Regions from separate parts of the Homo sapiens genome. Here region 1 is linked to region 2. Evidence: chromatin contacts called from ENCODE Hi-C or POLR2A ChIA-PET data. All regions are on one chromosome and are shown on one strand. Each heading gives the region's core, a stretch centred on a gene start or an enhancer-like site at or near the end of the contact. The rest is flanking DNA. Distances are from core to core; before and after follow the strand shown.

Region 1 (6,483 bases), core at 3,365-5,864, 64 kb after region 2:
CTGTCCAAAAATGGGGAGCGGGGCGCTGTGGTACTAGTTTTTGGATCCCATCCACTATCCCACCCCGCCCCCAGCCCAACAGATTTGGTCTGAGCGGAAGAGGGTGGTGCCAGGAAGGGCTTTCCAGCCCAGAGATGTGGCCCAAACCGCTAGGAGAGGGACTGGTAGCTGGCTGGTGTTGCCATGGCAACCTCCTCCCTGCGCTGGATCGAAGCTTCCATCCTATGGGCAAATCAGAGCTGGCTGCTCCAGCTTCTCCGCCCTTCTCCCAGGCGGGAGGGGGAGAACTGGACGCTGAAACCACTTGGTCAGGCTCAAGAACACCAGGCTCAATTCCAGACCCTGATGTAACAACCCCCTTTGGCATCTGTTGGAAACTTGAGACACCCCAGCTCCCCAGCTAGGCCCCAAGGCAGAGTGTCAGGGCTGGGACTGTAGATGTGATTGGTGCAAATGAAGTGGTCAGGAAGAGCAGGGAACCAGTGGCTGAAATCCTCCCCACCCTCTTGACTGGCAGGCGAGTCTCCCAAATCCCTATGTTTAAGCCACTTCAAAGAAGGAGGGCCCAGCTCTACCTTAATAACTGTAATGATGCAATAAGATTAGCCTATTAAAATTATAAAGCTAGCATTTTGAGAATCAGCCTTCTCCCCTCCCCAAACCCACAGATTCTTTTCTACAGTCATGTTCAGAAACAACTCTTTCTCAGTAATAAGATAGATAACAGCTAACATGTAGTGAGAGCCTACCTCATGCCAGGTACTGTACTAAGACTTCTGCACAGCACAAACAGCATAATGGTTGATTAAAAGCATAGATGCTTAAGTCAGATTGCCCAAGTTCAAGGCTTCATTCCCTCACTTCCTGGCTGAGTGACCTTGGATGAATTAATATGTCTGTGCCTCAGTTTTCTCATCTGAAAATGGGGATGTTAACAGGATAGCAGTTTTATAGGCTTGCTATGAGGAATGAGTTAATATTTTTAAAATGCCTGGGAATATGTCTCGCACAAAGGTAATCATTTGTAAAATGTTAACCCTATGCAGTCCATGTTATTATTTTTCTTCTTCCTTACAGATACGAAACCGAGGCCACGTGTCTAACTCCTCCCCGATTACAAACCCAGTGCCAACAAGGCTGGGCAACAAAACACACACACAAAAAAACGCCTCCAAGCACATGTTTCCCTAAAGCCCCAGCATCCTTGTGAAAGAGGGCAAAAGGAGCATCTCAAGAAGTAAGTTCAAAGTGCACGAGGGAAGATGCCCCTTGAGAGGAATTCTGGGAACCAGTAATGACCAGCATCCTGGGCCCACGGCGGGCTAGAAAGAGGTGTGAAGAAGGCTCAGCTTCCTGTGCCCACCCCAATGGCCAAGGATCCCAAGTCCAAATCAGGAATGTGCTCTGCCCCAGTTAAGGCTAATGAGAAAAAGGCTCCTTCTCACACCATTTCTCAGGAAACTAGCAAAAGGATGGCAACTAAACTCTGAAGATGGCTCTGGCTCAGTCTAGTTGGAAAAAGATGCATTTCAACATGAGTTGGAAGCAGCAACAAAGGGGAGGCTCCTAGATGAGCCGGAGGCCTGTCAGGGACACACTTCTGAGACGGAGCCAGCAGAGACAGACAGGTATTAAGAAGGCCAGGGGAGGGAGGGGAGAAGAGGCAGGTAGAGCCACGCCTGTGTCCAGTATGGGAGAGACCATTCCATTGCTTTTAGAAATCAGTTCAGTGCAGTGCTGTTCTAAAAGAATAAATCCAAAAAGGCTTCTTTTAGGAGAAAATTAATGACTTTAAGGAGAACAGGAGAAATTAAGCACCAAGACAACGCTGCCTACTTCTGACTTTCACCAGACATTCATTATTTTTCCGGAAATGAAAGTTGACTTTCTCCCTCCCCCTCCCAAATTTGAAGCATCCCTCAAGAACAGACAGTGAGCACAAGATGCCCAAACCAAACTCTTGGTCGCCAGCCGCACCCCCAGGCCTCCTCACCTGGGAAACATTTTCTACACAGTAAGGTCTGGATTTCTTAAAAATCCTCTTTCAGAGGGAGGGCTACTGGTTTAATGGAAAGAGAACCATAAACCTGATTTTAGTCTCAGCTCTGTGGCTGCCTCACTAGATGACCTTGGCATATATATGTGTGTGTGTATATATATATATATACACACACACCCATTCCAGGGCTTCAGTCACACACACACAAACACTCACACAAATACACACACACCCCCATCCATTTGCGGGCAAAAAGGGGATAGACAAGATGATTTCTAGGTCTCTTCCAAGTGAAATACTAAAGAATTTCAAGAAGGCTGCTGGAAAAAACAAACATGAGTGGACCTTTAAAAATATCATTAATACTACTTGAAGTTATCTGTTCTGACTTAAGTGAAACCAGAGCAAGTTGCCTGCAGCCTGCAATAACCAAGGTGTTTGACCCATGACACACAGCATGACTTTGAAGAAAAACTAAACCGCTCCTGCCTCTGATGCTCCTACAAACCCATGCTCCTGCCCAGCCTGGCTCTTGAGATCCAAGTGGACTGCTGACCACTCTACTGTGTTGGGGAGCCCCCTACTTCTTCCCACCTTGCCTTGTCCAGAATAATAATACAACCTCCCTCAGCTACATGAAGGCAGAAGTTAAACCTCTGAGCCTCAGTTGTTTTTTTCTGTAAAATGGTGATTATAAAAATGGTAAAATGTCTCTGCAGTAATCATCTTTACCCTTACCCCCATCCCCACCTCCAGGTCAATAGAAAGACAGGTCTATTGGGGATCTGCCTCACCTATCCCCATTCATTCACCAGTCAACAAATTCTTCTGGAGAAAGGGCAGGAAGACATGCCCACCACTTCATCCCATGATGGAACCTTGGTGGCCAGGTTGATCAGACAAGGGTCCCCAAAGACTAAGTCTAAACCTGGGCCCAGGAACTTCCTAAAACCGTAGGCTACATTTTGTGGATGGTGCATATATGCACTTCGGGAGAGATAGTCCATGTTTTCCTCAGAGACTTGAAAGTGCCCATGAAACCATTTTGCTCCTCAAGCACATACACTCCTCCAGCACATACACTCCTCTGTTTTGTTCCCCCATTGAATTCAAAGACTCTCGGATTTTCACCTTATAAAACACTGAACTCCACCCTCACACCATACAGAGCTTTGCATCGATACGATGATCCCCATTTCAGAGATGAGGAAATCCAGGCTCAGAGGTGGCATGACTTGCCCAAGGTCACAGCTAAGAAGTAGAGAATGAAGACTGGAACCTGATTCCGATTCCCAATCTGGCATTCTTTGGGGAACTCTCACCCAAGCCCTCTAGCTACCCCACCTGTTGGTGGATTCCCTTCCTCACCCCAGAACCAAATCCGGAGCTCTCATGTTCCTTCTGCCGGGTCCCAGGGCCCTAAAGAGTAGGTTTCCCTACAGCTCCCCACCCCTCGCTCTGGCTGAGGTTGTGCGCAGGCCTGGGAGGAGGAGGTTCAAGCCGCTGGCTGGTGGCCGGCTTCAGCCCACCAAGAAAGGCGACTCCAGGGACAAGAGCACCTGAGGTCAGGGGCACACACCAGCGGGCGGACAAGTGTAGAGTTGGCGCCGCCCTACACCTCTCTCCGGGAAGAGAGGGGAGGAAAGGCCGTCACCTGGCCGGTTCCCCTCCGTCTGCCCCAGGCGTATAAGAAGCAGGAGTCTGGAGCCCCAGCCCATGAGGGAAGGAGAGGAGAGATAAATGGGGGCGCTCAAGGCCTGGGGCGCCGGGCAGGGGTCTTGGGCAGGGATCCTCTGGATGTGGCCAAGACAAAGATGGAGAGGTAAGGTCTGCGCGCCACCTCCAATGGCGGGGGGCGCGTCGGAGCCCCAGGGGTGGGACGGCCAAAGCCCAGGGCTTGAAGAGTGGGCACATTCAGGAGACTCAGGGAGGGTGGCAGGTCGGCTCCAGGGACGAGGCAAGGGGCCTCCAATAGGCGCGGGTGAGGAGGGAGATGGGTCCTGGCGACCCAAAGGGCCCACCTGCGGGAAAGGTGAATGCAGACAATCTCGGGGTCCCTGGGGGAGAAGGCCAGAAGGTAGCGCATCCTGGAGACCCTGGGGTCCCGTGGGTGCGGAAGGAGACCCTGGGGGCGCCTTCCCAGGGGATTGGGGGTGGGGAGGAGGGCGCACGGGTCGGGGAGGGGGCTACCGGACCTGGATCCCGGGACACCCCGGGGGTCTGGGGGGCGGGCCGCGCGCTTACCTGCGTCCTCGTCGTCGAAGGAGTTCATGCACGGGAAGTAGATGGCGAGCGCCTCGAAGGAGGCGGACAGACTGAGGCGGCTCTGCGAGCGCTCCATGCCCGCGCCGGCGCCGGGCGCCTCGGCCGCGGCGGCGGCGGCGGCGGCGGGCGGCTTGGGCAGCTTGGCCGCCCCATTCTTGACGCGGAGTACGGCGCGCGGCGTGGTGGCGGCGGCCCGGGGCCGGGCCGAGGCTCCGCTGCGGGGCTGGCGGGCGCGGCGGGGCCGGCGGGCGGGCCAGGAGCTGGCGGCGCGCGGAGCCCGAGGCGCGCTGTGCTGCTGGCGGCGGCGGCGGCGGCGGCGGTGGCGGCGGCGGTGGCGGCGCAGCGCGCTCTGGTCCGCGGCGCCCCCCGCCGGCAGCGCGAGGCGGGCTTGGAGCGGCGCCGCAGCCAATCCGTGCCGCCGGGGGAGGGGGCGCCGCTGCGGGGCGTGGGAGCCCGGAGGGCGCGGGCTGCGGCCTCTTCTAGCAGCCCCCGGGCCCGGCAGGTGCGCGCGGGGAGGCAGGCGCCGGGCGAGGTTGTCTGGGCCCTGGTCCGAGGGCTGTTCCCGACCCCGCCTCGGCCCCCACCCTCAGCCGGCCGACTTGCGGAGAGGCCGGCGTCCAGTCCCTCACCCAGACAGGCCTCTCCCAGAGACACTGGCGCGCTCGGAGGGGATGCGCTCAAAGGGTCCCGCCCAGGCGGGTCGGCACTCGGCCTCCCACACAGAGACCCTCGGCTTCACACCTGCACCCACAGAGAAGCTCAAACAGGCACCCACACCTACACATTCACTCTGCAACATGCCCCGCAGACACCCGGACAGATACACCCACAGACCCACCCCCTCACAGATGCGGGGACAGACACGTCCACGGACACACGCAGACTCACGCAGAGACCTGCAAACACACTCAGGGAGGTAGGCAGGACATCCCTGGTGCCCGGCCTCCCTCACGGGGAGACTCTCAGATGCCACAAAACCCCACGAAGTTCAGGTAGGCATACACAGTCTCATGCATTCACACTTACCAAAGACACCCCAGAATTCATACACACATTCATACACTCAGATGAACACACAAGCCCAGACCCAGCACACACTCTGTGTCGCCTCCCCCTGTGATCATCTCAGCACTGTCAAACACTCTGACTGACACGGCCAGATGCACACACCTTCACCCTCAGACACACTAGAGTAGCACACACACGCCAAGACACAGCCACACAGACTCCATCCCTCCCAGTGTGGGTGCATCCCGACGGATTGACTGACACCCTCAGACTCAGGTACACTGAGACACACTTGGCAGGCTCACACTCACAGACTCTCCCATTATCACCCTCGGCGACCCGCAGTCCTCAGACACACACGGGCTCAGACACTCACAGCCCCAGGACAGAGACGAGCGAATCGGAAACCCGTGTTCCATTCCCTGCATGTGACCTGGGACGTGAGGGTCCCTGCCCACCTAATCAGGCCCCAGATGTCAAACAACCTTCTCAGCTGCTCGCACACCTCTTTATGAAGCCATCTGGCGACATGGAAACAGTTCAGGCCTCAGAAAGAGACAGCCCAGAGTTTGAATCTCAGCTGTGGTGCTGTCTTTCTGGGTGGCCTATGGCAAAACTCTTTATCCCATGGGTCCTGTTCCTCATCTGTACAATGGGGACAGGAGCCTTCCATTTTGGATGGTTGTGAACTGCCTGTAAGATAACACAGGTGTTTGTTTTCTATTGCTGCATAACAAATGAAGCAGCTTAAAAACACCAATCTAGTGATTTACAATCCTGTAGGTCAGAAGTCTGGGCAGCCTGAGCTGGGTTCTCTGCTTAGGGCCTCACAAAGTATTGGCCAGACTGGGCTCTTCTCTGCAGGCTCTGGAGAAGAATCCGCTTCCAAGATCATTCAGGTTGTTGGCAGGATTCAGTTCCTTGTGGTTGCAGGACTGAGGTTCCTGTTTCCTTGCTGGCTGTCAGCCAGAAGTCAACCTCAGCTCCTAGAAGTGGCTTTCTGGTCCTTTCACCTGGCCCCTTCCACCTTCAAGGCCAGTTTCAGGATGTCAAGCCCTTCTCATCCTTCAGTAGAATCTTTCTACCTTGGCTTCTGCTTACTGGCCTGAGAGATTCTGCTTTTAAAGGTCTCGTGTGATTAGATCAGGTCCACTCGCATGATGTCCCTTTGACATATAATGTAATATAATCACGGTAGCGATTCCTGATCA
Region 2 (7,145 bases), core at 3,653-6,152:
CCAGCGTAAGGGTTTTAATAACTCCATTAACTCAGAGATATGGATCCTCATGAGGCTGAAGAACAAACTCTCAGTGGCTCCAAGGAAATGGTCACAAACACATGTTAGGACCTCTCTGAGCAGCCCTGCCTAAAACCCGTTAGAGACAGAGTCTTGTTCAGACAATTGTCATTTGTCCCCCAAATAATATCCTCATCGGCCTGGGAGCAGTGGTTTCCCCCACTGGGTGTGGCTATGTGTTTTTCTGGTGATACTCAAGATTCCATCTCTCTGGGTCCCCCAAACCGTATGTTTTGTCTTTCAGTGCCCAGAAAATTATGAGAGACCCCAAACTCCTACCAGTAACGTTGCTTAAATTAGCAAGAGACAGCTTTTAATTTCTTGTAACCCAGATCCCTAAATGACAGTCAGGCTACAGAAAAGCCACAGCGGCCACCTCTAAGGAGCTGGCACCTACTGTTCCCTGAGGTTAAAATAATCCATTCTTTCAGGAGAGAGACAAGAGAGAGATGTTATTAGGGAACGTGCCAGATCTTCTGGCTTTCTGGAAAATTACTGGGCTATAGTCTAACTATTAGAAATCAATCCCTTAAGATCCCAGTAGCCCTGGGGAATAGGCAGTGTGGAAAAGGGCAAAGAAGAAATTAATTGGGTGGAGGACAGTACTAACATTTGCTGGGCATACTCTGTGCTGAGCAGTTCTTCATACACTCCATTTAATCCTCACGGGAACACTGTCAGGCAGATATTCCTAGCCCCAGGTCACAGACAAGGAAACTGAAGCTCAGAGAGGTGAAGTTACTTGCCCAAGACACAACCAAGGTCTGGCTAACTCTAACACCCATGTTCTTCTTTGCCACTGCCCTACCCTGTGTGGCCTTAGGTGAGTCTCTCTCTCTCCTTCTGAGCATCAGTTTCCTCTCCCTGAGATGGGAATGGCTTGCCTGGCTCACAGAGGCTTTGGAAGGATCTAGACTCCTAAGTGCTTAGAAGCATGCCCAGCACCCAGCCTGGGACTGGGATTGCCTTTTTTGTCATCCTCAAAGCTGACAACCTTGGAGCTCTGAAAGAAGAAAATCCAAGGCCCCGCTGAGGGACGCGGGTGTGCCTCTGGGGCGATGGGACAGAGGAAAATCACTGGGTTCCCTCAGGTCTCCAAAGGAGGAAGGAGGAGAGGAGGCAGAGGGAGGTAAGCTGAAGGGGGAGGTGCCTCGGGTGTTGCTGTTTTTGGTGACTGCTCAGCTGACAGCTTTCCAACCTGAGAAACACACATACACAAAGTCTAACCTCCTCTGGCTTAAAATAGAGCCACTGAACCAAAAATGCCAAGCACAGGGCAGAGTCATCTGCCTGACGGAGCCAGACAGCTCCCCCATGGCCCCAGTAACATCCACCCCCAGTGGGCACACCTGACCAAGCGCCTCTCAGCTGCGCATCATGGGGCCCTCACAACAGTGGGCAAGCAAAGCCAGCCACGGATCCTCGGCCCCATCCCGGAGACAAGGCAAGTGAGAGCCAGAGAGGCGATGGGAGGGGGATAAAGCCAGCAGCATCTGGCCTGACAAGGATCATGACCTGGGGAACCGGACAGCCCTGAGTTCAATCCTGGCTCAGCCACAGCCTGGCTGGGAGGACTTGGCAGGTTAAGTATCTCTTGGCAGGTTAAGTGCCTCTGTGTCCTGGGCTGTAAGGTGAGAGTCCTGTGAGTGATGTCTGTGATTATGCCTCGCACAGGCAGAGTGTTTGGCCCTGTCCCTGCTTCTGGAAAAAGAATTTTCGACATCTGCACACAGACAGTTGTGAAAAAGGAGGAGAAGCAGCTACTGGCTAAGGGGCACCTGGATAGTGACACAAAACAGCTTCTATAATCCTCTACATGGTCCTATGGGGTGAGGGTCATTACTACCCCCGTTTCTCAGATGAGAAAACCAAGGCACAGGGAAGTACAAGTGTTCTGTTTATGGACACCTAGTGGTATGGTTTGGCTCTGTGTTTCCACCCAAATTGCATCTCCAATTGTAATCCCTGCGTGTTGAAGGAAGGACTTGGTAGGAAGTGATTGACTTATGGAGGCAGTTTTCCCCATGCTGTTCTCGTGATGGTGAGTGAGTTCTCACGAGATCTGATGGTTTAAAAGTGTTTGGCAGTCCCCCTCCTCTCTCTCTCTCCCGCTGCTATGTAAGACATAGCTTGCTTCCCTTTGGTCTCTGCCATGATTGTAAGTTTCCTGAGGCCTCCTCAGGCATGTGGAACTGTGAGTCAATGAAACCTCTTTCCTTCATAAATTACCCAGTCTCAGGTAGTTCTTCATGGTCGTGTGACAACAGACTAATACACCCAGCTAGGAAGTGGAGGAGCTGGAATTCAAACTCAGGTCTTATTGACTCCAGCTGTGTCCACAACCATGCCCTCATTAACTCTCCCCTGAGTGGGCCCTGCCCTTCCCCTAAGATCAGGCCATTCCCCACATCCCACTGTCTCCACAAACTCTTTTCGGGCTCTTGTTGGGCTGTGGGTCCTTGGAGCCCCACTCACTCCGACTCTGAGACTTCAGCCCAGGTTTCTGCTCCTCTGAAGTCTGAGCAGAAATCGGAATATTAAACTTACTGATGCTGTTGCTAAAAATCAGGCTGAGGTAGTGGCACCAGCACGCTGCTTCCAGCCCACTGAGCTTCATCCTGCTTCTCGGGAGAAGAAGGGGTCCAGGCCCTCTCTACCAGGTACTGGGGCCCAATTCTGCCTGGGAACTGAGTCGGACAGGCACTGGGTTGGACATCCCTACAGGCCCGGGCGTCTGCTCACTTGTGATATCTGTAACAGTGGCTCACACTTCTAAACAAATCCTCAGGGCCAAGCTCAGCTCTCCGGCTCCACATCTACTGGTTCATTTAATCCTCACACCCACTGTATTAGTTCCCTGTTGCCACTGCAATAAGTTATTACAAACTTAGTGGCTTAAGGCAAATGTATTATCTTCTAGTTCTGTAGGGTGGAGGGCTACACAGGTCTCACTGGGCTCAAATCAAGGTATTGGCAGGACTGAGTTCCTTTCTAGCGGCTTCCATATGGAAGTATGTCCTCCTCTGGGACCTGGAGGGCCTAGGCGGCAGGCTGGGCCTCAGGGGCTTAACATACGTCAGCGACTTAATACAACAGAAGCTCAAAACTGGGGCTCCTGATTGGGGGTTGGGGGACAACCTTGCAATGTGTCATTCAGCCCCAGGTTTTTCCCACCTTGTGGGCTCCCTCTCTTCTAAAGACTTTAGTTCTCTGCATTCAGCCGTCTGGTGGGGGAAAGAGATGGAGCACGTGTAGGGCAGGGTTTTATGGGCCAGGCCTGGAAGTGGCATATGTCACTTCTGCCCATGTTCCATGAGCTAAAGCTTGGTCACATAGACCCTGCTAAGTGCAAGAAAGGCTGGGCAATGTGGCCAGCTGGGCGCCCAACTCCACCTCCCCGGTGCATCCCGGATCCCCTCATTTCTCTCCATCTTCACACATTTGGACTACACTAGCCTTCGAACTGGCCTCCACTCCTAGCCACCATCCCTTTTCCCCATGACAGCCAGGGGCTCTTTAAAAAATATGAATCAGATCATTGTGGTGGTGTTGCGTGTGTGTTTGTTTGCCTGTGTTTGTAATACAGCCTTTCCATGGCTTTCAATAAACCCACATAAGGGCTTGTAAGACCCTGTGTGAAGTTGCCTCTTTGCCTTCCTTCTGCTCCCCCAAAGTATCTGCCCCCCAGTTCTCTGGGCTCCAGCGACACCGGCTCCTCTGCTATTCTGGCTGCCAAGTCATGCTCAGTTCTGTTTTAAGCACCACCTTAGATGGTGGGGTTCACCTTCCCCAAGAAACTATCCCTTTTCCTTCTTTCTCACTCCTGTCTTAAATTAGTTTCTTGTTTGTTAGCTGGCCCTCCTCACTAGGATATCACTTTTACTTACAACAGGAATGTTGTTTGCACCAGTAGGTGCTTGGTAAATATTTGTCAGAGGATTGACTGACTGAATGAAAGAAGGAAGGAAGGAGAGAAGGAAGGGAAGAAGAGATGAAGGGACGAAGGGAGGAAGGGAGGGACGGAGGGAGGAAGGGAGGGACGGAGGGAGGAAGGGAGGGACGGAGGGAGGAAGGATGGGAGGGAAGAAGGGAGGGAGGGATGGGGAAAGGAGTGAAAGGAAGGAAGGAAGGAAAGGAGGGAGGGAGGGAGGAAGGGAGGGGAGGGGGGAGGGGAGGGAGGGAAAAAGGAAGGAAGGAAGGACGGAAGGAAGGACGGAAGACTGGCACGAGGTCACAACATGAGTTAGTGGCGGGAACAGGACTTCTGCAGGCCCGGGGTTTGGGCCTTTGCTTCAGATCTCACTATTCACAGACACATGAACCCCGGGCAGGCGAGTGGGAGGCGGACAGGGGAGCGGTTCTTCCGGCCCCCACCCGTGGCGATCCCAGCCTCCAGGTTCCCGGCAGTCGCCCCGCCTCGCCCGTCACAACCCTGCCGCGTGGGGCCGGGGTTGGAGGGGGCGGAGCGCGCGGTCCGGGCACACGGAGCAGGTTGGGACCGCGGCGGGTACCGGGGCCGGGGCGCCATGCGGAGGCCGAGCGTGCGCGCGGCCGGGCTGGTCCTGTGCACCCTGTGTTACCTGCTGGTGGGCGCTGCTGTCTTCGACGCGCTCGAGTCCGAGGCGGAAAGCGGCCGCCAGCGACTGCTGGTCCAGAAGCGGGGCGCTCTCCGGAGGAAGTTCGGCTTCTCGGCCGAGGACTACCGCGAGCTGGAGCGCCTGGCGCTCCAGGCTGAGCCCCACCGCGCCGGCCGCCAGTGGAAGTTCCCCGGCTCCTTCTACTTCGCCATCACCGTCATCACTACCATCGGTGAGCCGCCCGGAGCCTCCCTCCGCGCCCGCTCCAGCCCCAGCCGTCCCGGGGCGCCTCTGGGTTTCGGTCCCACCTCTGCCCCCGCCCAGCTGAGCTACTTTGGACGGGTCATTTCGGCTCACCGAGCCTCCCTCATCTCCTTCGCCTCCCTCGTCTCCCTGGTCTCCTTTGCCCCCCTCTGCTGAATGGAGCTGTCAGCCCACGCAGGCAGGGACGGGAGGAATCAGTAAATCGAGTTTGCCAAAAGGCTGACCCAGGAGTGCTCAGAAAACGTCCAAGGGGCTTGGAGATAGGTGAAGCGGGGCTGGGAGACCAAGTGGCTGGATTTGCTTTTCCTTGCCTGGTTGCCTCACACTTGCTGTGTGACCTTAGACGAGTTGCTCAACCTCTCTGAGCCAGAGTTTTCTCTTCTGTAAAATAGTGTCGCTAATCGGCCTTATCTCAGGGCTGTGGTGAGAGTTATTATTCAGGAGACAGACTATGCACAGACAAGGCCTGTGCTAAAACATGACACATACAGAGCACTACAAAGAAAAGATCATTTTTTTATTATTGCAATTGTTATTGTTACCCCATGAGAATGGGGACCCAGTCTGTCTTAGGGACTGCTGTATGACCCGTGCCTAGCATGCAGTAGATGATCAATAAATACTTGTTAAAGGAATGACTGATAACCACAGGCTCTGGACTCTGCCCTCAGGGATGCAGAGCAGTTCCTTTGGAGCATCTGGACCACCAGCTGTTGCCATGACTACCATCTGGCTGGTACCTGCTGAGCCTAAACCTGGGGGAACAGGAAGGAGAGAAGTGGGCTCTGCAGGGCTCCAGGCTTGGTGCCAGCCACTCCCCAGGCTCCAGCTGTGAACGTCCCGGCACCCCCCCTGGGGCTTGGATCACCAGTCCGAAAGCCAGTGCCTTGGAGAAAGTTTCCCCATAATGCTCTTGCAAGTGAATATGAGCTGTGGTTTTTGCAGTGGAGTTAAAAGTATGAGTTCTGGAATCACAGAGACTGGAGTTCTGGTCTCATCTCTATTGCCACCTGCCTTCTCTGGCAATTGATTCCACCTGTCCAAGCCCTGGTTTCCCCAAAGGCAAAATGCAATTGTTCCTACCTCACTGGGTGACTGCCAGGTTTCAGTGAGGTCAAGCATGTAACATGCTTGGCACAGTGCCTGAAGCCAAGTAGGCACTATTCATTTGTAATAATTCATTATTTGCCAACGTGGCTCCAGCTCTTATTCAGCTCTTTTGCCCCCTCCTGTCCACATGGACACCCCTGCTTCCTATCTTGGTACACCTGAGACCCTCCTGGTTACCGTGCCCACTGGTCTGGGATGCCATCAACTTGTTCTCTCTGCCTTTATCTACATTCTTTGGAGGCTTGCCATGTGGTTTTGGCCTCTTACCCTGGTTCTTTACCTCTGAGGTACGTCTGGGAGGCTGATGTAAGAGACTCAAGTGGAAACAGGAGGAATTTTGCCTTTTCTGGCCACTTGGGGGCACCACCACCCTCTGTGGTCTAGTCCGCTGAAGCCAGCCTTGCAGAGAGCCAGGTGCCAGGCCCCAGGAATTTGGGCTTTGCTTGGATGGGAGAGAGGCACTGAAGCAATGGAGGGTGCTGGTTAATAGCTCAGGCCTGTGGAGGGTGCTGGTTAATAGCTCAGGCCCGTGGAGGGTGCTGGTTAATAGTTCAGGCCCATGGAGGGTGCTGGTTAATAGCTCAGGCCTGTGGAGGGTGCTGGTTAATAGCTCAGGCCTGTGGCCTTTGGGCAGTTTTGTCCCTCTGAACCTAGTTTTCTTATCTATAAAATGGGAATAACAACATGTCATATAGTCATTGGGAGGGTTAAATCTGATAATCCATGCAGAGTACATACATGGGTTAGTTACTGTCATTATTAGTTATTATCATTATTCATTTCACTCTCTGCCAAAACCTGGCACAGTCCCAAACAGCTGGAAGCCTTTTATTCCTAAAGAGACTCTTCTGTTTCTCACCAGCACCCCCTTCAGCTTGGTTTGATTCAATAAACTCTCATTGAGCTTCTGGTCTACGTCAGGCTCTGTGCAGGACCTTGGTGATGGGGACTACACCACCATCGTCCCCGCCCTCAAAGAGCTCAAAGTCTAGTGATGAGCAGACCCCCTTTCTCCCAAAAGTAACAGAGAGGCAAAGTGATAGGGCTATGCAACAGAAATGTGGAAGTGCAGCCACAGGCCTTTAAATGTATGTAGTGCTGATATTCTGAATAAGTTATATATGCACACAGTAC

Evidence for each region. Hi-C counts contacts between places; a loop is a spot of excess contacts on that map. ChIA-PET counts read pairs that join two places held with the same protein, here RNA polymerase II (POLR2A). Pooled maps may share reads with other maps.
Region 1: a map of gastrocnemius medialis shows a loop between it and region 2 (11-fold over the local background). The contact joins the promoter of RIMS4 here to the promoter of KCNK15-AS1 in region 2. A Hi-C loop is called at or near these places in 11 of 168 maps with a recorded cell type or tissue (Caco-2, ascending aorta, cardiac septum and 7 more), 1 of 37 single-sample maps with no recorded cell type and 17 of 50 pooled maps. POLR2A ChIA-PET finds 5 or more read pairs at or near these places in 3 of 52 experiments (H1, OCI-LY7 and WTC11).

Annotation. Positions count from the first base shown.
Region 1 is chr20:44,805,932-44,812,414 of GRCh38, forward strand. RIMS4 (regulating synaptic membrane exocytosis 4) reads right to left here and starts at 4,615. Exons shown (of 6, transcript NM_182970.4): 1 at 4,244-4,615. The coding sequence starts at 4,340.
Region 2 is chr20:44,741,325-44,748,469 of GRCh38, forward strand. KCNK15-AS1 (KCNK15 and WISP2 antisense RNA 1) reads right to left here and starts at 4,903. Exons shown (of 5, transcript NR_132377.1): 1 at 4,641-4,903. KCNK15 (potassium two pore domain channel subfamily K member 15) reads left to right here and starts at 4,541. Exons shown (of 2, transcript NM_022358.4): 1 at 4,541-4,869. The coding sequence starts at 4,587.